Regions from separate parts of the Homo sapiens genome. Here regions 1 and 3 are each linked to region 2. The links are chromatin loops, found by intact Hi-C in ENCODE. Cell type or tissue: ascending aorta. All regions are shown on one strand. Region 1 overlaps TENM4 (teneurin transmembrane protein 4). Region 2 overlaps TENM4 (teneurin transmembrane protein 4). Region 3 holds the start of MIR5579 (microRNA 5579).

Region 1 (8,000 bases), 140 kb before region 2:
TCCATACATTTACTCTGTGTGGCCAGCAAAATGTTGCTTTCTGGCACTAATGGGAACTCTGTAATACTGTGGTCCCTAGCCAACAAGGAAGGGGTTCACTCACTCTAATGCCCAGAACTGTGTGAACCTTCAGGAAGGAGAGGTTTGCAGGACCTCTTTTCTAACTCCTGAATCATGTAGGCCATTGAGTGAACACTCTGTATGTATCCCATGCCTTGCCTGTGCCAGGTACCTTGTGGGGAGCTTTGCGCAGGTATCTCACCTACTTCTGAAGGTAGTCGCAGTCTCTTCATTCTGAGGGGCCTGAGCCTCAGAGGAGCTGAGGACACATGGGGACATTAAGTTAAGGCAGGCCACCACAAAGCTCCCAATGAGCCACGTCATCTTGGGCTCTTCCACCTTCCACCAGATGGATGGCCAGCCCTGCGTGTTTATAAGGGACCAGAGGACAAGCCATCAGGGTAGACAGGGCTTCCATGCCCTCCTACAAAGATCTGGCCACAGGCAAGGGCTACTCTATGTGTATTGCCCTTTACCTCAGTTTCCCCCGGTTTCTCCTTCTCCTGTAAAAACAGCAGAGGAAAGAACATATAACTCTAAGGCAGTGCTCAAATGCTTTGGAAGTCCAGAAAATTCCTTCAACTGAGTTGTCTTTTGGTTTTAAAAAACCTTACTGCAGAAGGTAAGTCTAGTATAGAAGGAGAGCATGTAGTCACTAGCAGCACTGTCCTGGGACAGACATGGGTAAAATGCCAGTTCCATCACTTCCTGGCTGGGAGCCCTTGAGGATGTTCACATATTTCTGTTGCTGTAGAATAAATTATTAATGGTTGCATTGCAGTGCTGTTGTGAGGAATAGGGATAATGAAGGTAAACTCCCAACACGGGGTCTGGAACTGCTGGGTCCTCAATAGGCAGTGGCTGTGGATGAAGACCCTTTCTGCAGTCGAAAAGGGAAGGCCCCGCCTCCAGGTCATTGCACAAGGCCTGGAATCAGCACGTTCTTCTTCTTCTTTTTTTTTTTTTTTTTTTTTTTGAGACAGAGTCTCACTCTTTTGGGCAGGCTGGAATGCAGTGGCGTGATCTCAGCTCACTGCAACTTCCGCCTCCCAGATTCAAGCGATTCTCCTGCCTCAGCCTCCTGAGTGGCTGGGATCACAGGCACTTGCCACCATGCCCGGCTAATTTTTGTATTTTTAGTAGAGATGGGGTTTCACCATGTTGGCCAGGCTGGTCTCAATCTCCTGACCTCAGGTAATCTGCCCACCTTAACCTCCCAAAATGCTGGGATTACAGGCGTGAGACACCGCACCTGGCCAGCATATTCTTCTTATACACTGAATTCCATCTGTCCTGTTCTTAATTGTCTCAGCTTTAGACTCTGGGGATATTCAGGAGTTCCCTCTAGAAGAGAAGCCTTATCATTTTGGTTTTGTTTTGGGGGTGGGGGGGTGTTTTTTTTTTTTTGAGAAATACAATATTCATCCAGAAAAGGGCACAACACATACATGTACTGTCCAACAAATAATTGCAATGTGAACATCATGTTACCACTACTCAGGGCAAAAAATAGAACACCGGTAATATTCCCAAAGCTTTCTTGGGCTCCTCCCAAGAAACAACCCTCTCCCTCTTCCCTCACCTCCACCTCGTAGTAACACACTCATGTCGTGGAGAACCTCATCATTCCTTTCCTTTATTGTTTGGCATCTAAGTATATGTATCCAGACAACCCAGCTGTTTTGCCTGTTTTCATTTTTCATACAAATAGAATCATCCAATACATATCTCTCTGTATCTGACCCTCTTTGCTCAATGTCATCTTTTTAAGAGTCATCCAAATTGTGGATAGTTCCAGTGTGTTCCTTTGTGATACCCCATCATCCAGGTATCCAGAAGTTATCGATTCTACTGTTAAGAGGGGTTTGGGTTATTTCCCGTGTTTGACTGTTACAAATGATGGTGCTATGGACATTTTTGTACAAGTCTTTTGAGAATGCTGATGTGTTGGGTATATACCTCAGAAAGGAATTAGAGGTTCATAGGCCTGGTATCTCTAGCTTTACTAGATAATGCCAAATTATTTTCCAAAGTTTGCTGACTTGTCTTTTCATTAACTTATGCTGTAAGGAAACAACTCTGCCAGTCTGGTCTAGGGAGGCCCCAGTTTCCTCACCTATAAAATCTGAGAAATAAGTCATATCCCAAGGTTTTATAAAGATGGAGTGAAATGACGTTTATGTGCTTAGCATATATCTAGCACAGAATAGGTTCTTAATAACAGCTAACACTTATTGAGCACTCTATAAATGTAGGCCATGCTTCTGGCCCCCTCATTTCCCCTTTCAGTGCATATATCCTGGAATTTCAGCCTGAAATTATATGAGGACGTTACCACTTGCGCTGTTTGTCTTTCTCTCTCTCTTTTTCTCTCTCACTCACTCTCTCTTTTAGATTTAGGATCTCCTGTTTTGCTTTCCTTTTCTTTTCTTTTTTTTTTTTTTTTTTTTTTTTAGACAAAGTCTTTCTCTGTCACTCAGGCTGGAGTGCAGTGGCACAATCTCAGCTCACTGCAAACTCCGCTTCCCTGGTTCAAGCAATTCTCCTGTCTCAACCTCCCGAGTAGCTGGGATTACAGGTACCCGTCACCATGGCTGGCTAATTTTTGTATTTGTATTAGAGACAGGGTTTCACCATGTTGGCCAGGCTGGTCTCGAACTCCTGACCTCAGGTGATCTGCCCACCTCAGCCTCCCAAAGTGCTGGGATTACGAGCGTGAGCCACTGCACCCGGCCAATTGTTTTCTTTTTCTATCTTCCTTTCTTTTTCTATAAAGTGTTATATGCTAGGTACTTTTCACGTGACATCTCATTTAACCTTTTCAAAATGCCACAATGTTGGTTCCATTATTATCCCTGCTTTTCAGGTGAAGAAACTAAGGCACAGAGAAGGAAAGTGACAGTCTGAGGTCCCCCAGTTAAGTAGGTAGTGGAGCCAGGGATGATATGCTCACTTTTCCCTCTAGGGAGGGCACCCAGCCAGGACTCTACATGAAAAAATGTATTTTGATGCTGGCTAATGCCCTATTGACAACTGCACACTGATCCACGTCCTAGTTCAAGTTTTGTTACTGTAATCTGGGCTCTGACAACATATGAAGTTTCTTCCTTCAGTATGAGAAGAAAGATAGGGAGACTGAGAAACTTTGTCAAGTCAGTCAGTCAATCAAACATGCAATGGCTGCAGGGCTTCTGCTACCTCTCAGAGGCTTCCACGTGCAGGATGGCAACTTGGGAGATAAGGTGTGCCTGCATTCAGTCAGCTCAGAAGATTCAGTCCAGTAGGAGAGCACCATGGCCATAAACAGTTGGCATGTACAGAGCTGGGTTTCTGTGCTCAGTGACAAAGATAAAGGGCTGTGAAGTTTAGAGCCATTCTTCCTGGAGAAATCAAGGAAGGCTTTCTGAAGGAGGTAACCTCTAAATCCTTACTTCCTTAGCTACCTTCTGCTGTTAGAGGGTGAGCCCACCATTAAAGAAGCATTTTCCCCCACACACAGCCTCTTTGGGCTCTGTCTTCCTTCAGCCTGAAGGTCTCTGGTTGTTTAAGAAAACTCCGGGCAAAAATTTCACCCCTTGCCCTGAGTCTTTTCCCCACCTTCCCTTTCTCCCACCTCTACAGCTAGTCTGCTGTGGATACAGGCTTGTGAAAGAAATGACTGTTTGTTTTATAACAAGAGCTTAACATGATTCATTTCAGATTCCCCAAGGACTTTTGTAAGTTTGGACTGAGTCATAATATATTTTTTTATTAAACTCCAAGACCCAACAAGCAGGAAGCTCTGTTCGACAACATAATATAACTGATGTACTGCAAGCGGCTTTTTTATGGGTGAGTCCTCAAGCTGCTTGAGAAATTCTCTGGCCTCTCCTATCACCACCTGGTTCTGCACGGAGATTAAAAGGGCTTTGGAGACTCGTCACACCACACAGACACACACACACACACACACATAGACACATACAGCCCTGTCCCTCCTAATGCCACATCCAAAAGATGAGGGTCTCTGGACAAGAACAATCCCACTTCCAGACCCTCTCAAGAACAAGGCCCTAACTCCTTCTTCAGAACACAGAAAGGCCTAAGCAGCAGCACTGGAGCAGGCCGAGAACTGCTCCCTGCTCACCCCCGGTGGAGCCACAGTCTAGTAGGGCAATGATTCTTGGAACATTTTCCCCGAGCCAGGAGCATTAGCCTCACCTGGGACTTTTATAAAATGCAAGTTCTCAGGCCCATCCAACACCTTCTGAGTCACAAACTCTGGGGGTGGGACCCAGCAACTTGTGTTCTAAGGGGCTCTCCAGGGCGATTCTGTTGCTTGCTAAGGTTTAAGAACCACTGATCGTAGGACTTGCTCAAAGGGCGGTCCTGGGACCGGGAGCATCAGCATCACGGGAGCTTGTTGGAAATGCACTCTCAGGCTCCACCCAAGGCCTGCTGGATCACAGTCTGCATTTTAACAAGACTCCCAGTTGAATCTCGTCCACATTAACTTTGAGGAACACTGCTGTAGGCACCGCGGGACATGGGCCACCTCTGGTCCTGAGTTGAGTCCTTGCTCTGCCTCTCAGTTGCCGCCTGCTCTTGGCTGGCACATGACTTATCTGAGCCTCAGCGTCTTGGTTAGCGCCCTGCATTAGTGCATTGGAAATATTTGCTCTCCTGGTTTAGGAAAATGCCTCCCACAGTCCCGGCTCCACGGGAGGCTCTCGGCACTGTTCTTCCTGCCTGTCCCTGGTGAGCGGGTGACCTTCTGCCCCCTCTGACACTGGCCCACCCTGGAGACAGTGGCTGTGTTCTTGCAGCCCTCCCTCCTCTTGTGTTTCTGTTTGATTCTCATGATTCAATATCCCCTGCAGCGTTTTGTTGTCATTTTCTGTTTTACTCTTGGAAAGCTCACAGGGTTTCCCCTTTGAAGTGTTTCATTTTTTGTTTGTTTGTTTAAATTCAGCATTGCCCTCTGATTGGGGCACATCCAGTGACTTTATAGCACAAATTCAGAAAGAGAGTTGCTCCAGTGCCATTCAAAATGGACCGCAAAATCCACTGTGCCGAGATGTGTCCGAGTACAACGACAAGACAGCCCATGCACACCGTGGTGCCTCACAAAAGGAGAAAACACAATACCTGGAGTCTGATAAATGACTGAAAAGTGCTAAAAATGACCCCCGAAACACAGACACCTCCTCCCCTGTTCCCTGCCTCCTACCGTGTCATGAATTTGTGATGGGGACAAGGAGCACACAAGGCCCCCCTCAGTGCCCCGATGAAAGTCACTGAAGCCAGGAACAAAAGTGGAGCCCCAGACAAGGGGAGGGGAGCAGAAAGGGGGATGGAAATCCACTGACCCTTCCTGGAGCTCCCAAGGGGCACTAGAGGAATGAAAACCCTTCCTAGCCCCCAGGCCCCGAACAAGTGGCAATCTCCCTCCCCAGGGTACAGAGTTTAAAAATGCATCAGATCAAGGCCTGCATGGAGGGATACCTCACACACTGTGGAAGGGGCAGATTTGGGAACTAAAGTTTGGCAATAAGACTCAAGAGCCTCAAAAAAGTCTACATGCCTTGACCCAGTAATTCTGCTTCTGGGAATCTGTCCTAAGAAAATAATATGAAATGCAGACAAAAATGAATCCACACGGGTGTTCACTATAGCTTTATTTATGTGAGTGAAAAATTGGAAACCACTAAATGCTCCACTTTAGGGAATTGGTTAGGTAAATTATGGTTCATTCATAGAGTGGAATATTTTGTAGCCGTTAAAAATGATGTTTATAGAGCTTTTAATGACATGGGGAAATGCTTATGGTATGCTTATGGTGATTTTATACCCTGTCTTTTGCAAGATGTAAAATCACACACGGTGTGATCTCAGCCATGTAAAACAGTTACAGAAAAATAACAGGAAGGAAAAACACACACACAAACTGTTAACGGTAGTTGTCTCTGAGTGGTAGGATTGCGGATGATTTTTCTTCTTTTCTTTCCACCTTTCTGGTTTTTTATTTTTATTTTTTTCTATATTTGGAAACTATTGGTCATCGGTGTTGGGTATTTATTTAAGCCTCACAGGCAATGAAGGAAAAAAACATCACCATTAGTCTGAGGCCTGGCGAGGGATATGACAGCTGTTTTTCCCTCCTGAACATGCATTGCTTTTGAAATCAGAGAAAAAATTAAATAAACGTTATTTACCAAATTAAAATCAAATCAAAATAAATAAAGCATCTGAGCCCCTGTCGAGGAAGGCCTCTGCTCCTAAAAGAAGCGATCGCCTGCTTCCAGCTTATCATTTTTCAGGGATCTTAAAAAACCAGCCACTGTGAAATTGACTTCTAACTGATCTTAATTGAGATGGGGCCCAAATGCAAGGATCAGAAATGAAATTCGGGCTGGTTGCCTTATGGCTGGGCTGCCAAAGAGACTCTGCACAATCCCAGGTCACAGAGGAGCTAACTGGAGTTACTTCTCTGTTCCGGATTCCACCTGCCACCTTCCATATAAGACTCCAGGGTCCTGCCGCCCCCTTGCTAGTTTTTTACCAGCTCAGGGATGAGTGGGGGTTGATTTGAGACTATCTGGGCTTGAGGGGATTCTTAAGGCTGGTGGCTGAGCATTCACTCCTTAACCCTACCAACCTCCGCCCCCCACCATACACATGCACACACACACACACGCTCACATGTGAACACATCATCATTGATTCTGTCCCTCTGCACAAATGCATGCTGCGTGTAGTGACAGGCTACAATGAGTGGGCACCATGCTAAGTCTCTAAAGTGCTTTACCTTGTTTAATTCCCATGACGACTCTGTGATTTAAGTACTATCAAGCCTCACTTTAGAGTGTGGCAGACTCAAACATTCTTCCTTCTGCTGGCATGTGCAGCTCCTATGATTTTGGGAGTGAGCCTGATGGTCTCATCGGGGTCCCCTCCAACTTCAGAGTGACGAATTCTCTTAATGTTAAAAGCCAGCCATGCAGGCCCCAACACACAGGCTACAGGATGCTGAGGCCCTCCCACTCTCTCCAAGTCACACTGCCAGCCCGTCCCTGCTTGCCACCTTGCTGCCTGGCCCTCCTTCCCTGTCTTCCTCCTTTTAGGTTTCTCCCTCCCACACACAAAACCCCTCTTCCAGCAGTCTACTGTCAGATTCATTCATTGCTTTCTTAGATAGAACAACATAACTCTTCTTTGTCTAAACCCAGGAGGCCTTCCCTTTCATATCCAAACAAACTCATCATGGTATTTTTCCTTGAAAAAAAAAAGAGTGCTTTATCAAAGATACATTCTGCCTTCTTTTCAAGCCACTCAGCATCACTGGGGCCAGCATTTTAAAACTACTTTGTGTGTGTGCTTCTTATTGCTCTGTATGCTGCAAAATAAATACAGCGCTGGAAGACTTCTAATATTAAAATGAAGAGAATATATGAAAAAAGAAATAAAGCAACTGATGTGATTTAAAATTGCACCAATACAAGGTGCTGTGGTACTCTAATACATCTGAAAATCTCTGCAAGATAGGTGATTTTCCGGGAAAATGAAAATTAGTCAAACTGACTCCCAAAAAAGTAGAAAAACTTGAAAGAAAAAAAATTATATGCAAAGGGCCCGTTGAGAAAGGTTTTAATGGAATCATTTATTTTTAAAAGACCCCAGGCTAAGATGATTCAATGCTGAAACTTTCCAGGTAGCAAAAAACATAAGATTCCCATGCTTGCATAGCAGACAAGCGTTGGGGTCAGATGGCCGGACTGAAATCCTGCTTTACCATTTACCAGTAAATGGTTACTAGTAACCTGGTTACTAAATGGTAAACCAGTTTACCATTTATTAGTTGTGTGACCTTGGATGAGTTACTTAATTTCTCTGAATTTCAAATCCCATAGAAATTCAGCCAAGGAAGTAGTCACAATAAGACAGCATAGTCCAGGTGGGCT
Region 2 (8,000 bases):
TTTGACCCACTAATAACGTTTTAATGGAAATAAGCAGAACATCATGCAAAGGCATTTGCAGCAAGATGCTCATTGGCAGCATTGCTTATCATAATGGGAAGACCTGGAGCAACCTAAGTGTCCACCTGCAGGGTCCGGTTAAATCAATGAGGGTTACTCCATATGGGGAAATAGCATGCCTCCTTTAAAACCAGTGAGGCCCAGCTGTGATATGGATGTGAAAGATACTCATGGTATAGTAAGTGAGGTGGGGAAGCAGATTAGAAAGCAGTCTAAATAGAAAGGTCACATCTCTAATGTTAAAAACGTGATCGTATGAGCATACGTAGATGCAGAAAATGTCTAGAAGGATAGCTATGCGCTAAGATGTTAATTGTGATTCTGAGTAGTGAGGACACAGGGAGTCCTTATTATTTTCTTTATTCTTTTCTGTACTTTCAGTTACTCACAAAAATTTCTTGAATACCTATGAGACAAAATCCTTGCTTTTCAGAAGCTTACTATCTTGCTGGGGAAAGACAAGGAATAAATAATTAGACAATTAATTCCAAATGCTGATAAGTGCTGGGAAGAAAATGAGATGGTTAATTTGAGAAAAACTGACAGAGCAGGGGGAGGTGAGACCAATTTCAGCTAGGAAGGGAAGACCACTCTTTAGAGGGGCATTTAATTGAGAAAAATAGGGAAGAGAGACCCAAATGAAATCTGGGATAGGGGTGTTCTAAGAAGAAGAAACAGCTAACACAAACGCCCTGGATGAAAGAGAATTAGGTGCCATTACAACGTATTATTTCTATGATCCAGAAAAATTTTTATTCTAATATTCATTTGGTCCATTCAAAAAACCATAGGACCCATCTGAATCCTTCCATTCCGGAGGCCCAATCAGATAGCAGTTCGCCTAAGACAGCGAGTGGGGAGCAGAGGAAGGTGCCCTTCAAGTGCCCACTGCAGAATGAGTCTCTAGAAGGGGCATCTCCCAAGAGGCCAGCTCACAGTTTGCCTCACTTTCCTTGATTTTCAGCAATTTTTTTCTTTACATTTTGACATTTATGAAATCGGAAAGTATCTTACAATCCATGTGTACATTAAGGTAGTGCTTTGTTTGTTTTCTTGTCTCAGAAAGCCTATTACTGAATCGATGGTGCATCTTGCAATTGCTGGCATCTTAGGATTGATGAAATGCAGTAATGTATGCGAGTGATGCTAAGAGGACGGACCTTGGGAAGTGGAAGGGCCTTGGTGGAAGTCCATGATTCCACCTAAAGGGGATGCACTGTGGGCCCACAACAGTGGACTGAGTCTTCTAGACCTCTATGCACCCCAGAGCACCAGCCACAGAAATGCTTACAACATGGCCCTGGTCATCCTTCAGGGAGCAATCAGAATTATGTGCAATAACAATGTGTTATTTCTATAATCATACAACATTATTTTATTCTAATATGCATTTGATCCATGCTGGGTAAATCCCAGGGGAGGGGGGAGTCCTGGAGGTTGGGGGAGCCATCCAAGGGGGCATCCCCACCCTCCTTGGATTGTGGGGAGAGCCTAAGAAAGCTTCCTGAAGAGGTTACCAGGCAGACAAGGCAGAAAGGGCATTGGAAGCAGAGGGACAGCGGCACCGCCAGTGTATTCAGGGAGCAGTGAGCTGTTCCATCTGGCTTCAAGGCAGGATGAGCACAGGGAACACCCCTCATCTGGAGGTTGTACTGGGTCTTGGATGCATATCAAAGGGACTAGAGACTTGGAAAGACTCGACACCAAGAAGTGACATGGCTATGTTTTGGCTTTAGAACTATGCTGTCTAATGTGGTAGCCACAAGCCACAGGCGGCTATTTAAATTAATTAAAAGTGACCTTAAAAAAAATCCATAAGAACATCTGGAAAAAAAAGTTAAATGAAAAACTCAATTCCTCAGTCACACTAGTCACATCTCAAGTGCTCAACAGCCACAGGTGGCTAGCTGGCCACATGGACAGTGCAGATACAGAATGTGTGTATTGTGACAGAAAGTCCTTTTTGGACAGAGTTGCTTTGGAAAGATCACTTGAGGATGGGTGGATAGATGGATGGACAGACAAAAGCGATAGCAATGACCATGGTGCTTACGGTGTGCAAGGCACCATGCCAAGGGCTTCACATGTGCTGTTCCTTGAACCCTCATAACATCTCACAGATGTCCACCAGGTACCAGGAGCTTTGGGAGCAGGGACAAGGCTGTGGGTCATTTTTCAGCATTTCCCGATTATTTACCTAGCTCAGCGCTGGCTTCTCCAGGAGCCAGAGTATATTCTTATATTTTTCGAAGGGTGGCTGAGGAGTGTTGGAGCTTCAGCTTTACCATTGCACCAGCCCATGGTTGAACAAGAGGGAGCTCCCTGGGGATCCCCCAAATTTCATGATGAGCACTGTGCGACCTTCTCAGGAAGTTCTTCCAAGTGTCTAACCCAGCTTTCCAATGTATGACTGCAACAGATGCCTATTCCTTCTGTTTATTTTTCCCTCAGAAAATGGAGCCTATATTGTACTAACATTGATAACTGCTGTACTTGACGGACGCTTCCTCCTTGTCAGACACTGTCCTGATCACTGTACATACCAACTCATTTAATTCTCAGAAGAGCTCTATGCTCTAGCTACCATTGTTTTGCCCATGTTATACATCAGGAGACTGGGGCATGGAGAAGTTAAGAAATTTCCCAAGGTCATACTTTGCCCAAGCCAGTAGAAAGTGTTGCTAGGACTCAAACTCACACGATCTGGCCCTGGAGCCTGGTTCCTAGCCCTGGCACTATCCAGTCTCTCATCATAAATCTTCTGGAGCTAGAAGACAGCTGCCAAGTGCACTTTCCACCTGTTTTGGCTGGAGTGGTATGAAAACTTGATTCTGTTCCAGGAAACCTTGGCTGAAAGTTATGCCCAGTTATAACATAAATGCCTCACATTTGGGGGGCACTTTATGTCATTTTCAGAGTACTTTTCTGCCAGCAGTGCTTATGGTAATAGTCGTCCCACAGTTACAGCATGTTTTCTGGTTTATAAAGCACCCTCATTTGCATGTTCTCATTAAATCCTCACACCAGCCCTGAGAGGAAAGTGAGGCGCAGAGCATCATTTACCCACGTAACACAAGGAACCCAGAGAAGTAAAGCACTGTGCAGGATTACTCAGCCCTCCAGGACGCAACGGTTTCTTAATTCTGCTTCTATCAATCAAGAGCCTCTCCGCCATGTCAATCCATTTCAAAGTCAAGCCAAAGTAAGGGCTGTAAAGCCAGGACCCTGTGTGTTAGTCCTGGAGCATGCCAAGGTCAAGACATGGCCCAACAATCAGAAATAACATCAGAATAACTCAGACTTCCACCTAATATTTCTCAGAAGTTATCAAGAACCACCAAATCCACAGAAAAACTGCTTAAAATCCGCCTTTTCTCTCTGCCCTCTACTGCATTTACTGACATCAGCTTCTCCTATATCTCTTTTAAAATATTTTTTATGAAAATTTTTTATATTCTACAGAGAGTGTTTATAACAAATATGTTCAGTGTAAACAATAATGAGAAACTCTCATGGCCCCACCAGCTAGCTTAAGAAACAGAACATGATGCCACCTTTGAAACCCTGGGGATGGCCCCCAATACCCTCCCCTCTTCCCAGGTAGCTGCCCTCCTACACTTATTCTCTTGCTTTTCTTTATAATCCTGGATGCTTTGCAACCCTCCCCCAGAGAAGCACTCTCCCCAGTCCAGCCCACACGCCTCTGCAGCTTCCATTTTTGCTTCTTTCCCTACCCCAGTCTGGTGTGACCTTTTCTGGGGGATGGGAAAGGGCCTGGAGAAAATGGACAGAGGACACAGGCAGACTCCTTTCCAGATAAGGGGAGTGGAAGGTTAAGAACACCCCTGCTAAATACCTTTTGTCCACTTGAAAACACATTGGGAGGAGAGAGGGAGGGGCTTCCTTGTAAGTTTATTCCTGGAGCAGGTTGCCACTTGTCACTTGGAGCAAGTCCCTTCACCATATGGACTTCTAAACTGGAGGGGGACTGGCACAGATTGGGGTTTCCTAAAATTGTCATTGCTTCTACAGATATTTACTGAGCACTTACTGTGTGCCAAGCAGCGCCATAGGTACAGGGATGATGTCGTGGGAAATGAGACAGACAAATTCCCTGACCTCAAGGAATTTACCATCGAGGGCAGGCCTCAGTCCTGCCCCACAACTAGCTATGATCCTCCCTTTGTCATTGTAAGCTATTCACCATTAAAGGTTGAGGTGGGGATGAAATTAGATGATAAATATGGAAGTGCCTGGAAAATCAGAGGCAGGTCTTGGCTAACACTACTTAGAAGACACCCCACAATCCCTGAAACGAGGTCCACTGGGCACGGAAGAGGCTGGAGCTTTGGGTACTCACACCTGTAGTTACCCAGATCTGCCACTGGATGTCAGTGATGTGTAGGAGGGGGCGGGGACCTAAGGGTGATGAGCTTTTTAAGTTGAGAAAAGTGCGAAATAACTGCTTACAGTGTGCTATATGCTGTTCTCCATGTATTTGTTATAGCATTTGATGTTTACGGAAACCCTATGATTTGCATATCCTTATACCCATTTTACAGACAGGGAAACGTGCTCAGGGGAGGGATATAAGTGGTTGTCTCCCCTCCTCCACCTGAGAGTACCAGGCAAAGATTGCTAAAGATGCTAAAAACGGCCCTGGCGTGAAAGTGCTCAACCAGACAGCCCTTTACTGCTGCTAAACTGCTATGAACAGCATCTCCCCATACTTGGGGCAGCAAATGGCTGCACAAATGCATGAGAAACAAAAAGCTCCACAGCTGTTAAAACCCCCATGGGCACCCATGAAGGTTACAGTACAAGTGTTTGCTAGGCAGATAGATGGGTACAGATTAACAAGAGCCACGTGGTGACAGCAGAGCTTGCTGTGCTCTCTGTCAATCTAGAAGCAATCATGGCTATGGCCAACTTTTATGTTCCTTGTGGTGAGGATTACAAAAAGGTCTCTGGGGATCTTGCCTTAAAGAGCATACAGATGTATAGGGTGTCAGCATTGAAGAGCTGTAGTCCCAGTCCTTCCTAAACAATCCCTGAGAAGCTCTACTGAAAAATTAAAGGGGAAAGTGGGGGAGTATTCAAGGTCAAATTCATTTTGGGAAAATCTGCATGAAATAGTTTTGATGATCATTGCAATTAGTAGACCTGATGATGATATCATCCACCTCTTTGATATAGACCCAGGGGAGCAAGTGCTTTGGGAGGGGAAATGACTAGTTCAGGACCACAGAGGCAAAGAGGACACCATGACTCTGACCTCTCCCCATGGGACCTTAAATTCACACCATGAGAACGACAGGGAAAAGGACATGAACAATGGGATGGGATGTTCCACAGAAGACTATATGGGGGGCCTGCAAAGGAGAGAGGGTCTGGAGCAAAGGCACTGGGGCTAGATCCCCACAGAAGGAAATCCCAGCAGCACTCCCTCAGATGCACCCCTGGCAGGAGGGGAATCCAGGTGGTGCCCAAGGCAAACCAGAGACCCCCAGGAATGACTAAGGAACGGAGCTCCTCCAACAGGAGGAGGGAAGGCTCAGAGGTCCTTGTGGCAGGAACATCTCTGTGTACCAAAGTTCCCAGGTGAGTTACCGTAAGTCAGGTTTTAGCTCAGCAGAAAAAAATGCGTATATTTATTCCAATTAAACAGTTTGCAAAGCCATTTTTACATGTGTCATCTTATTCAATCTAGACAGTCACCCTTTGAGGGAGACCTTTCTATCCCTACTTTATAGATGGGGAAAGTGAAGGTCAGAGAAGTTGACTCATTTCCCCAAGTTCTGGAGCTGGGATTCCAATTCAGGTCTTACTAGCTGCAATACCACGTTCCTTTCACACTGAAATTGTCCAGGGATGATGATGATGATGTTCCTGATGTCGTTGATGGCTATGAGGTAGGACTCATTAGCCTCATTTTCCAGACGGAAGGTCTGAGCCCCAGAGAAGACCCATCGCTTGCCCAGTATGGCACAGCTGGTAGCTGGGAGAGATGGGTTTGGATGTACACTTTTCGTCTGCAAGCCTTGTCCTCTGTCTGCTTTTCTTCCGTACAGGTGTGCATGAGCTCCCGGTTACTCGAGTCATGGGAGCAAATTCTGATGGACTCAGCCAGCTTACCTTTAGGGTGAGTCCTCCTCAGGAGAGAGGTTGGGAGTAGATGGTAGCTAAGTGTCCTGTTTTCTACTTGGACTCTCTCAGACTCGTGCTGAGTGGAGGCCAGTGCACAGGCAGGTCCCTTGCTTAAAGCAAATTCCTGGGAAGTGATGAGCAGGGGTTGGGGAGTAGGCTGTCAGGAGCCAGGGGTCAGGAGAAGGGCCCTGGGGGCAGAGCTAGCTGTTTGGCTTTGAGAAGGGAAGCCAGGAGAGATAAGCAGAGCTGGGAGTGATGTGATCAAACTGTGAAAGATGATTCTCACTGAGCTGGGAGATGGGGGGGGGTGGGGGAGACACAAGAGACCCGCATGCAGGGTTTTGAAGGCAGCAGATACAGGGGCCTGGGAAGCCCAGACCAGGATCGCAGACAATCCTGGGAATGGATGATCTGGTGAGTTGAGAATAATCCATGTACTTTTACGATTATACTTAGTTCTTTGCAGTCTTCATTAGTTATGGGATAAATACTTCCCTTCCTTCCTTGGCTTCAACCTTTATGCTGCAAGTTTAATTTATCTTGGGCCACTATCGTTTTTTGTTTTACTAAGTTATCTGTATAGTTTCATGTTTTATTTGCTGGTGGTCAGTGTGCTGACTCTGAATTTTAATCCAGGTGGTGGTAATTTATCAAGGCTTCTTACCTTTTTCAGAATCTTTTTTCTTTTTTTTTAAAAAAAAAAAGCAAAATGTTAATATAAACTCAGTGAGGAGTTTGTGGGTGAGAAATATCATCTACTGTATCCCCAAAGTTGCCAAATGGTGTTGAGACGGATTCACATGTTCGCTGTTTCGTAACATCCTGGAAATGGCACCCTGCATGTTGATTTTTCTATTCTCAGCTTACAGGGCAAAATGGTCTTGACTTTTTCTACTTATTTTTGGAGAAAGTTCAAGGGGTAGGAAAAATTCCTTTGGCATATTTTGAAGAGAACAAAAATACAACCTGGCTTTTGTGTGGTGAAAATGTGGGAAATTTCAATTTCCAAATGTGCGTGCTGGAGGAAGCAAGCTGAACTTTGAGGCTGGGTTCCTGGGCCCTCAGCCCAAAGGAGGGAGGGGACGCTGGCAGGGGCTGAGCTGCCTTGGAAAATTAGCAGGCGATCCATGTTGGAAAGTGCAACTTCTGGTTCCTTCCTCAGCCTCCAGGGACACAGACTCTGGCGATGAAAAAGAACCCCACTTTGTCAAACTTACCCAAAGAATAGAAAACATAACCAAGGAAAGAAAACCTCTCCGACAAGGTTAACTCCTTAAGCACAGGTGGAGGAGGCAAATCCGGGAAAGGGAGTGGATTCCTTGTACCAGAGTTCTTAGACCTGGGCTCCGACGCCAGCCCCAGCATGGCTAGCAGCTTGTTCTGTGAAAGGCAGCCCACCTCTGTGTCCTCATCTGTGAAATGTGGATAGAGCCCCTGTCTCAATGCTTGTTGTGAGGACTATATGAGATGATGACTATAGTAGCTACTTTTATTACTTAGCATATACTAAATATTAGTGGTTGCTATTATCAGGTTTGTGTACTTCTACACAAGACCACATGAAGGGTGTGTGTGTGTGTGTGTGTGTGTGTGTGTGTGTGCGCGCGCGCGCGCATGTGCGTGCATGCCCACGCAAGGATTGGTCTTCCAAATAAGTAGATTGAAATGTGTGAGAATGGAGCAAATTGTTCCCTTAGCGGTTAGGATTTCCTGGGAAAATGTCTATAAGTTGCTGAGACTATGTCTTCTCATTGCCAGAATATTCCAAGGAGCAGAAGAAAAGTCAGGCAGTG
Region 3 (8,000 bases), 320 kb before region 2:
GTTCACTCCGATCTTCTCTCATCTGGATGATCACAGGATCCTCTTTGTTGAATTGTGTGAGGCATTTGGCCTATATTATCGCATTTATTCACATGGAGCTGAGTAAGGTCTTGTTAGTTCCCATTTTCCAGAGGGGCAACAGGGACTCAATGAGGTTAGACATCTTGCCTGAGGTCACTCTACCAGTGAGTCAGGGAGCCAGGGTCCCCTACAGACATCCACCTGTCCGTAAAGCAAATGTTCCTCTCCAGGAGGTGCTGGTTGTAAGTTCATGAGCCATGGAGGGGATGGGGAACTTGAATATCTTATACCTGGTGGGAGGAACAAGATACACACCATCTTTTGATGTCATCTGAACTTGTTAGCTAACATTTTTAATAGAAGATATGTATCCTCTTCTCACATCTGCCTGCACTGATGAACAAAGCCTTGTTTCAAGAATTAATTTTGGAAGGAGATACTCCTTTCATAGCCTACTCCTGAAGGTGGGAAATAGTGTGGGGAAATTCATTCTAGACCAGAGTGTGGGTGATGGTCTCAAGGCCTCAAAGTAGGTTTCTGAAAGACCCCCACATTTTGGCACATGTTTGTGCACAGGTGTGTGGGCACACACCTATAATTTACAGCACATTCCTAGAACTTTTCAAGTCAAAATGTTGCCTTGTTCACTCTTATGGTTGTTATTTCTTGATCTGTTGTCATCACATGTCTCACTGTTCTTTCCCCTCAATAATCATGGAATTAAATTCACTTGTTCAGAAGTGGACCCCAGAGGCAGGCAGGCAGGCAGAGACCAAAGAGATGTCACAGAGCTTATACCAGAGGGATGGGAGCCAAGGCCACGTGAGCAGGTCCTGCCACCTCAGATAGATAGGCCATTTGTGCCCCTACTGTGTGCTAAGAGGCACCTACTGTGTGCTGAGCACAGCAACACTGCCAACAGTCTTGTTATGCTCCATCACTGACTATATGAGTAGTGTTGCCAGGATTTGAATTTGGATCAGTCTGGCTCCAAGTCCGTGTTCTTCTACTTCACTTTTCTAGGACTCAGGAGAACATGGCCAGGAGTTTAGGGCTAGTCTCTTAGTAGCTAACCAAGAGTCTTTCCCCAAAGGCTCCAGACACTGAGATGTGCTAGGGATGTGGGGAGAGCTGGCTTTAGTTCAGCATCAGCCAGAACATCCCAGAAGAGATTAGACAGCTTGTGGAGGGAGTGAGCTCCCTGTCATTGGAGGAGGGCAAGCAGTGCTGTCAAGTCTATTAAGAAGCTTCCTGCAGGGGGTGAGAAATTGGACTCAATGTCCTCCTGAAAAGTTCAGCTACAGAAAGGCTGGGTCCCTTTGGTACACTCCTCACCTTGATCCTTAGCACCGTTGTTAAGTATACTGATTAATCCAATCAGTAAGGGCCTGCGGAGTGAGCTGGGCTCTGGAGTAGATGTGATTCAAGACAGAAAAGCAGGAGGGTACGCCACTCAGATCTCAAGGCACTTAGGATCCAGTTAAAGGTACTATTAAGACATTATCAGCTGAAGAGTCAGACTGACCTAAGTTTAAATCTGGGCTGAGCCACAACTAGACCAGGCTTTCTCAACTTCGGCACCCCTGACTTTTTTTTGTGTGTGTGAAATGGAGTCTCATTCTGTCTCCCAGGCTGGAGTGCAGTGGTGTGATCTCGGCTCACTGCAAGCTCTGCCTCCCAGGTTTATGCCATTCTCCTGCCTTAGCCTCCTGAGTAACTGGGACAATAGGCGTCCGCCACCACGCCTGGCTAATTTTTTGTATTTTTAGTAGAGATGGGATTTCACCGTGTTAACCAGGGTGGTCTCGATATCCTGACCTCATGATCCGCCCGCCTCGGCCTCCCAAAGTGTTGGGATTACAGGCGTGAGCCTCTGTGCCAGCCTTTTTGTATTTTTTTTTTTTGGAGACAGGGTCTGGTTCTATTGCCCAGGCTGGAGTGCAGTGATGTGATTAGGGCTCACTGCAGCCTTGACCTCCTGGGCATAATTGATTCTCCTGAGCTTAAATGATTCTCCCACCTCAGTTCCCCAAGTATAAGAGCTAGGACTACAGGCATCCAGCCATCATACCTGGCTAATTTTTGTTTTGTTTTGTTTTGTAGAGACTAGGTTTTGCCATGTTGTCCAGGCTGGTCTCGAACTCATGAGTTTAAGTGATCCTCCTATCTCAGCCTTCCCAAAGTGCTGGCATTGTAGGTGTGAGCTACTGCACCTGGCCAACTTTGCCACAAATGACCAGATAATTCTTTGTTGTAGGGGGTGTTCTGTGAATCACGGATGTTGGGCAGCATCCCTGGCCTCTATCTACTAGATTCCAGTGCCTTCCCCGCCAATTGTGACAACCAAAAATGTTGACAGACATTGCCAAAAGTTCACTGAGCAAAGAATTGCCAAGATTGTCCGTCCCTGGTTGGAAGCCACTGGACTAGCTTGTATGACTTTTGGCAGACAAACTAAACTCTTGGTATTAGTTCCATCTTTTTTAATGTATGACAACAATACCTGCTGTAAGAATGAAATGAAATAGCATTAATCAAGCTTCTACCAGGGAGCCTGGCACAAAGTAGACAGACACATCTGAGAAAGAACCTTCACACCCAGGTTAGTGGGGGAGGCAGGGAAGCTTCAAAAAGTGGGAAGCATTTGACGTCGACTTGAAGGATGAGAACATATTTTCCAAAAGGACTAGAAGTATTGTGATTATTATTATTCATCCTCCTTCCTCTACCCTTGCAGGCCTCCTCTCACTTGCTGGTCACTCCTTCTTCTCTCCTGTAAAAATCAACCAAAGAGACTCTTCTAAATCCTCAGCTCCTGGAAACAGGAGATTTGGTTCTGGCCTCACATTTAACCCTCCCTGCGCCTGCTGCTCCAGGAGTGCATAGACTCGCCCCTTGTTCTGGAGCAGGCCAAGAATGACCCGTTTCCCCACCTTGTTAAGTATGAATTGGAAATTTGTACCCATGCAGTTTCCTTGCAAAAAAAAAAAAAAAAAAAAAAATGCACTTGTAAGCATTCAGAGCTGGCTTGAACGAGACAGGAGCTACAAATGCAGTTGAATATTTCATGAAGACCCTTTCAAACCACATGCTCTGCTCTTGTGGATGGTATGGGGGAGAAAGCACAGGCTACGAGTCAGACCAACTCAGTTTTAGCCCTGACTCTTTAGTGGAACTTTGCCGTAGGAAGTGTCTTCACTTCCCTGGGCCTCGGTTTCTTCATCTGTACAATGGCGGGGGTGGGGGTTGCAACTGATTTGGGATATATTGTGAGGGCTTCAGGAGATAATATAGGTAAAGGATCTGGCAGGGTGCCTGGCACATGGTAGGTGCTTAGTCAATGTTACCTCTCCAGTTGGAATCTTCCTGTTCTCTTCCCAGTATCTGTGCTTTTAGGGACAGCATAGTCTTTCTGGATGACACAGGCCAATGGCATGGGACTCCTTGGGGGATTGGGTTTAGGACAGCCTCCCAGCCTTCTCCTTTTAACTTAAGCTTTGGGATTGGGTCCGGCATCCTTGGAAGGCTCACCAGTTGGTCTACTTTAGAAGACAGGATGCAAAGAATTCCCTCTGATTCAAATGGCCCAGCTGAGCATACTTTCAGTTTAAAAATAAGTCGGCCTATCAGAAGGCTGTTTTAAAATGTAGAGGTGACAAGCAAATGCCTGCCTTACCTTTGTACAAAGAGGAGTGATTAGAAGAGCCAAAATAGAAGCCCAGAGAGGCTCCTGGGCCACAGTCCCTGCCCCAGGCCCAGAACCAGCCTTGGGTCAGACCCTCCCTCCCTCTGTTCTACCAGGGAGCCAAGGTTGCTGTAAGGAAAACAAGAGGAGTGTGGTGTTTTGTAACTATTTTTATACCTACCTCAGACTTGATGTTAGTGCTTCTGAATTATTTAACATTTTTCTTTCTCAGCTGGCCTCTCCAGCGAGTTTCTCTCTTGGGGTGGAGGGAGTTGTTTTTTAGGCACTCATGGAGGCAGACAAACATTGACTGCAGGGCCTCTGCTTTTTTTGGGGAATGACATTCTTAGGTATCCTATTATGAATTAGGGGCCCCATATTAAACATAGGTGACAGGTATTATAGATGACAGGTATCTAGTCTCCATGTTACAAAAAGAGATGGTAAGTAAATTGCCCAAGACCACACAGCAGGAAGTGAAGGAATCAGGATTCAAACTCTGGTCTTTCTTACTGTAGAGCTGGTGCTGCTTCTACTGAGCTGGACTGCTGCTGCTCTGTCCTTTACTCTGTGTGTGTGTGTGTGTGTGTGTGTGTGTGTGTGTAAGAACCATGTGGGTGATTTAATATGGTACTCCTTAAGCTAACAGGCCCCTGTCACCATTAGCTTAAGGAGTACCAGATCAAATCACCCACAAACACTGTGGAGGTGAACAGAGTTGAGAAGATGAGCCTCAGAAGGTTGAGCACTGAGAAGCAGGGATGTGGTTCCCTTGGTTATTGCATCCTGGGGGAATGGGAAGATTGTTGCAGCCCTAGCAGGAGGTCCCTTCATTGCACTTCACAGGCGCCACGTGTGGGGTGTGCGTTAAGAGCCCTTCCCTCACAGTCTAGCCAGCCTCTTGAAAGGGGTATCTGCACCTTGGGCCTCATTGAAGGGGGTGATGATTGGCAGCTCTAAACCACCCCGACAACAGGAGGGAATGAACTGGACTCTTATCTGCTGCCTCTCATAATTAAAGTCCATCATAGACTTTTAATGGGCATTTTGAAATAGACATCCTGGTTTGAAAGGAATCCTACTGTAGATCGAGATCAGCCTCCCTGCAGAAGCACTGTCTTGCTGATAACTGTTTTTTTTTTTTTTTAATTTCAGAGCCAGGGAAGATTACACATTTTCCTTGTTCCGTTCCTTTAGCTCCTATTTAATTATTGGTGACCTCGAGATGACTCTCTTTCAAGCATTTTAAACTCCTCATTCTACCTTGTGTGAAAACCCCGTTAGAATTATAATATGAACTCTCTCTGGGAGATAGCCCTCTGCAAATTAGCTAGGAACACTTATTTCAAAAGTGCCCATCGTTATAGTTTCAATAAAAATCACTGGGGTAAAGCAGTTGTTAGTAATGTTAATAACAGCTGTATTTTGATAGGAATGCACTTTATGACTATATCAAGCGATATCACATTCTGTTAAATAAAGTAATATTTGACACAGGTAAATTCCTTGATATTAAATTTCAGATAGCTGTATGAAATACTAGGTTCTCCTTCACATACATATGGATGAAAGTGGCCCTACCTTTTTTTTGAGGGGGGGTGACTTTATTTATGAAAACATATAGACAAGGTAATGGAATGATATTCCAAGATAGCCTCTTATGTGAAATAATTTGATTTAAAGCTTTATAAGCATTGCAAAAATTGACCAGTGTGCTTTCGAATGCCTCTACTTGTGATTTTGCAAAGAGAAAAGCAAAGGGAGAGTAGGGAGAGTCACGTTTAAAAAATAGTTTACACATTTAAAAAATACTCCCTACCAGATACCTTTGTGCACTCCTCGACTCATCTAATGCACACACAAGCACTCTAGAAGCCTGGTTTTCACTTACAGCAAAGCTAAGTGAAAGCTTTGGAAGGTTTGGAAAGCTTTGGAAACTTCTGGAAGTTGAAGTATCATCCCTGAGGCTACACTGCTGGTGGAATTAGCATTGAACCTGGGTTTATCTGACTCTGGAGTGACTGCTCCTACCTCTGTCCCATCCCAGCTCCAGGGACTAGGTTTCAAATATTTTTTCCGTATTGTGTGGATGTGTGAGCATGTGGAGGGGTAATAGTTTTTTCTTTTTTCCTTTTCACCATAGGAGCAAATAACCATCCCCCACCCCCCAAAAAAAAACTGGTTTGTGTCCAAATAAGTTTGATAAATGCCAAATTAGAGAGGTTAATGTATTTTCATGCTGCAGAAAGTCTCAGAGTCTTCACTATGCTTATGCGAATCTCCAAGAGAGGCATAAATAGCACATAAGAGTTCCCAAACTTCTAATATGAGTTTTCTTTTTTCTAAAGCAAAACCATTTTTAGCACTCTCACAAGAGTAGGGTTTCTTCAGAAGCTCTTTGGGAAGTGCTAACTTTGTGGATTTCTGAATCTGTAGGGTTCTGATTATGGTTCCTGTCTTAGTGATATGGTCCAAGCAGGAAGCTTGGAGAGTCCTGCAGGGGCTGAGTGTTTCCCTCTTGGGAGGCTGCAAGCTGCCTCTCTTTCTGACATCTTAGTAGTTCAGATAAATGAAATGCGTTTTTGTTCTAACCCTTCCCAACCTATTTTATGGAAAACATCAAAGTATTTAAATACAAAGAGTAAGGATTTAACATGTTAAAAAAATGTATTTCAAATGATCAGGAGGGAGAAAACCTTTACCATAGATTGGGAAGGATTTGCATCCTTGAAGGAGCTAAAAGACAAAGATAAGCTTTTAAAATACATATATGGAACAAAGAGAACACAGTGGGTTGGATTCAAAATATTTAAATCTGTCTTATTCCATTAAGGGAACTTTAAAATAAATGGTTTCTCATTCATTCATTCTCTCTCTCACTCACACACACATGCACATACACATAAAATATCACATAGGAAGTCTCATACTCAAACTCCCTCCCCGCACCCACCTTGTATCTTGAAGGAACTAAGGAATAATTTGGCTCACCTAGGTAGCTGGGGAAACTGAAGGCCCAGAGAAGGGAAGGAGTTTGTGCCAACCCACGAAGCCAGTTCATGGGACGTCAGGCCAAGGAGTGGAGATGTGGATGATGTCTGACATGCTTTGCACCCCTACTGTGTAGCAGACCTAATCTCTTTACCTCCTTACAACCAACCAGGTTATGGGTGTTATCTTCATTAAAGCTGAGGAAATGAAACTAGGAAATGTCAAGCAACGTGACCCATGGCTGGTAACTGGCCTCATAGTGGGATTTGAGCCCATACAAAGTACATATCACACTGTCAAGTCCAGAATGTGAGTTTCCTTTTTGCCAATCTAATTTAACCATCTCATCCACTATCCATCCCTGACTTACTAGACAGAGCAAGGTAGCCACCCAGTTACCTTCTGATGAGTCAGGAGGGAACACATCCATCCCCGTGCCGTGGGTGCTAAGGGTGCCATTGGGAACATGGAGGAAGGGAGCTGACCTCTTACCTGTGGGTGTGAACAGCTCGACTGCCCTGTTCCCAAGTGCTCTGGTGGTTTATAAGCAGTGAGGTGAGTCACAAAGCAGACAAAGGCCACTGACTCAGCGGGTAGAGGGAGGTGCCCTCAGTTCTTGATTCAACATTGCCATGACTTGCTGGGAGTGGTTTTTGATCCTTCCATGTGTTTTTGAAAAGCCAGGTAGGCTTTTCATCTCCTTCACCACTTTAGATGCGAGTTTGTCCTGGAGGCAGGGAAATGGCTCAGCTGCCCTCGTGGGCTTCTGTCAATCCTATGCTTCAAACAAGTATGAGCTAAGCCTAGTCTAGATGTGACCTGGAATATAAACAATCCAATGAGTTTGACTTCCTTCAGAGGTGGCACCTGGAGAGGCCATACATTTATTCAAGTGATGCCACCATTGCTAAACACAAGGCTGTATGCCTCTTTGGGAATGTGGGAGTTCAGTCATTCAACTAATGTCTGTTAAGAGTGTCCAATTTCCAGGCACTGTAAAAGTGCTGGGCAAAGTCAGAGGAAAGCCAATCCCTGCCTTCAAAGAGATGACAACCTGTTGGAAGACACAGCCACGTAATGGAGTAATTGGAGTGGGGTGTAAATGTACAGGGGACATACAAGAGCCACCTCTGCATGGGGGCAGTCAGGCAGGGTCTCACAGAAGAGGTGAAGCATGAACTAACTGTACTGAAGGGTCATCAGAGTTCACCAGGGTGACCAGAGAGGACATTCCAGTTGCAGGGAATAGCATATGCACATCCACAGGAAAATGAGAAATCATGTTTCAGTAGGGCTAGAGCAG

Evidence for each region. Peaks named below come from ENCODE experiments on the same cell type or tissue, not always from the same donor. Only the 100,000 strongest peaks of a DNase experiment are listed, where the experiment ranks them.
Region 1: it touches region 2 in a loop (2.4-fold over the local background); 6 of 110 quality-filtered maps call a loop at or near these places.
Region 3: a loop joins it to region 2, with 3 times the contacts of the local background. A loop is called at or near these places in 4 of 110 quality-filtered maps.

Annotation. Positions count from the first base shown.
Region 1 is chr11:79,240,453-79,248,452 of GRCh38, reverse strand. All of the region lies in intron 2 of TENM4 (teneurin transmembrane protein 4), which reads left to right. Among named protein-coding and RNA genes, the nearest start is that of TENM4-AS1, 150 kb to the right of the region's middle. In ascending aorta, no CTCF peak of the experiment used is centred here; a DNase peak (open chromatin) is centred at 3,942; H3K27ac peaks cover 3,160 bases.
Region 2 is chr11:79,096,737-79,104,736 of GRCh38, reverse strand. The region is part of intron 4 of TENM4 (teneurin transmembrane protein 4); the gene reads left to right. It overlaps TENM4-AS1 (TENM4 antisense RNA 1), which reads right to left. Exons shown (of 2, transcript NR_199027.1): 2 at 5,682-7,387. Among named protein-coding and RNA genes, the nearest start is that of TENM4-AS1, 7.5 kb to the right of the region's middle. RefSeq lists a silencer at 4,359-4,653. In ascending aorta, a CTCF peak has its summit at 4,447 (motif pointing right); DNase peaks (open chromatin) are centred at 4,449, 7,030 and 7,298; H3K27ac peaks cover 1,303 bases.
Region 3 is chr11:79,418,559-79,426,558 of GRCh38, reverse strand. The region is part of intron 1 of TENM4 (teneurin transmembrane protein 4); the gene reads left to right. It overlaps MIR5579 (microRNA 5579), which reads left to right and starts at 4,333; the gene lies at 4,333-4,390. RefSeq lists an enhancer at 6,816-8,000. In ascending aorta, no CTCF peak of the experiment used is centred here; no DNase peak of the experiment used is centred here; H3K27ac peaks cover 1,188 bases.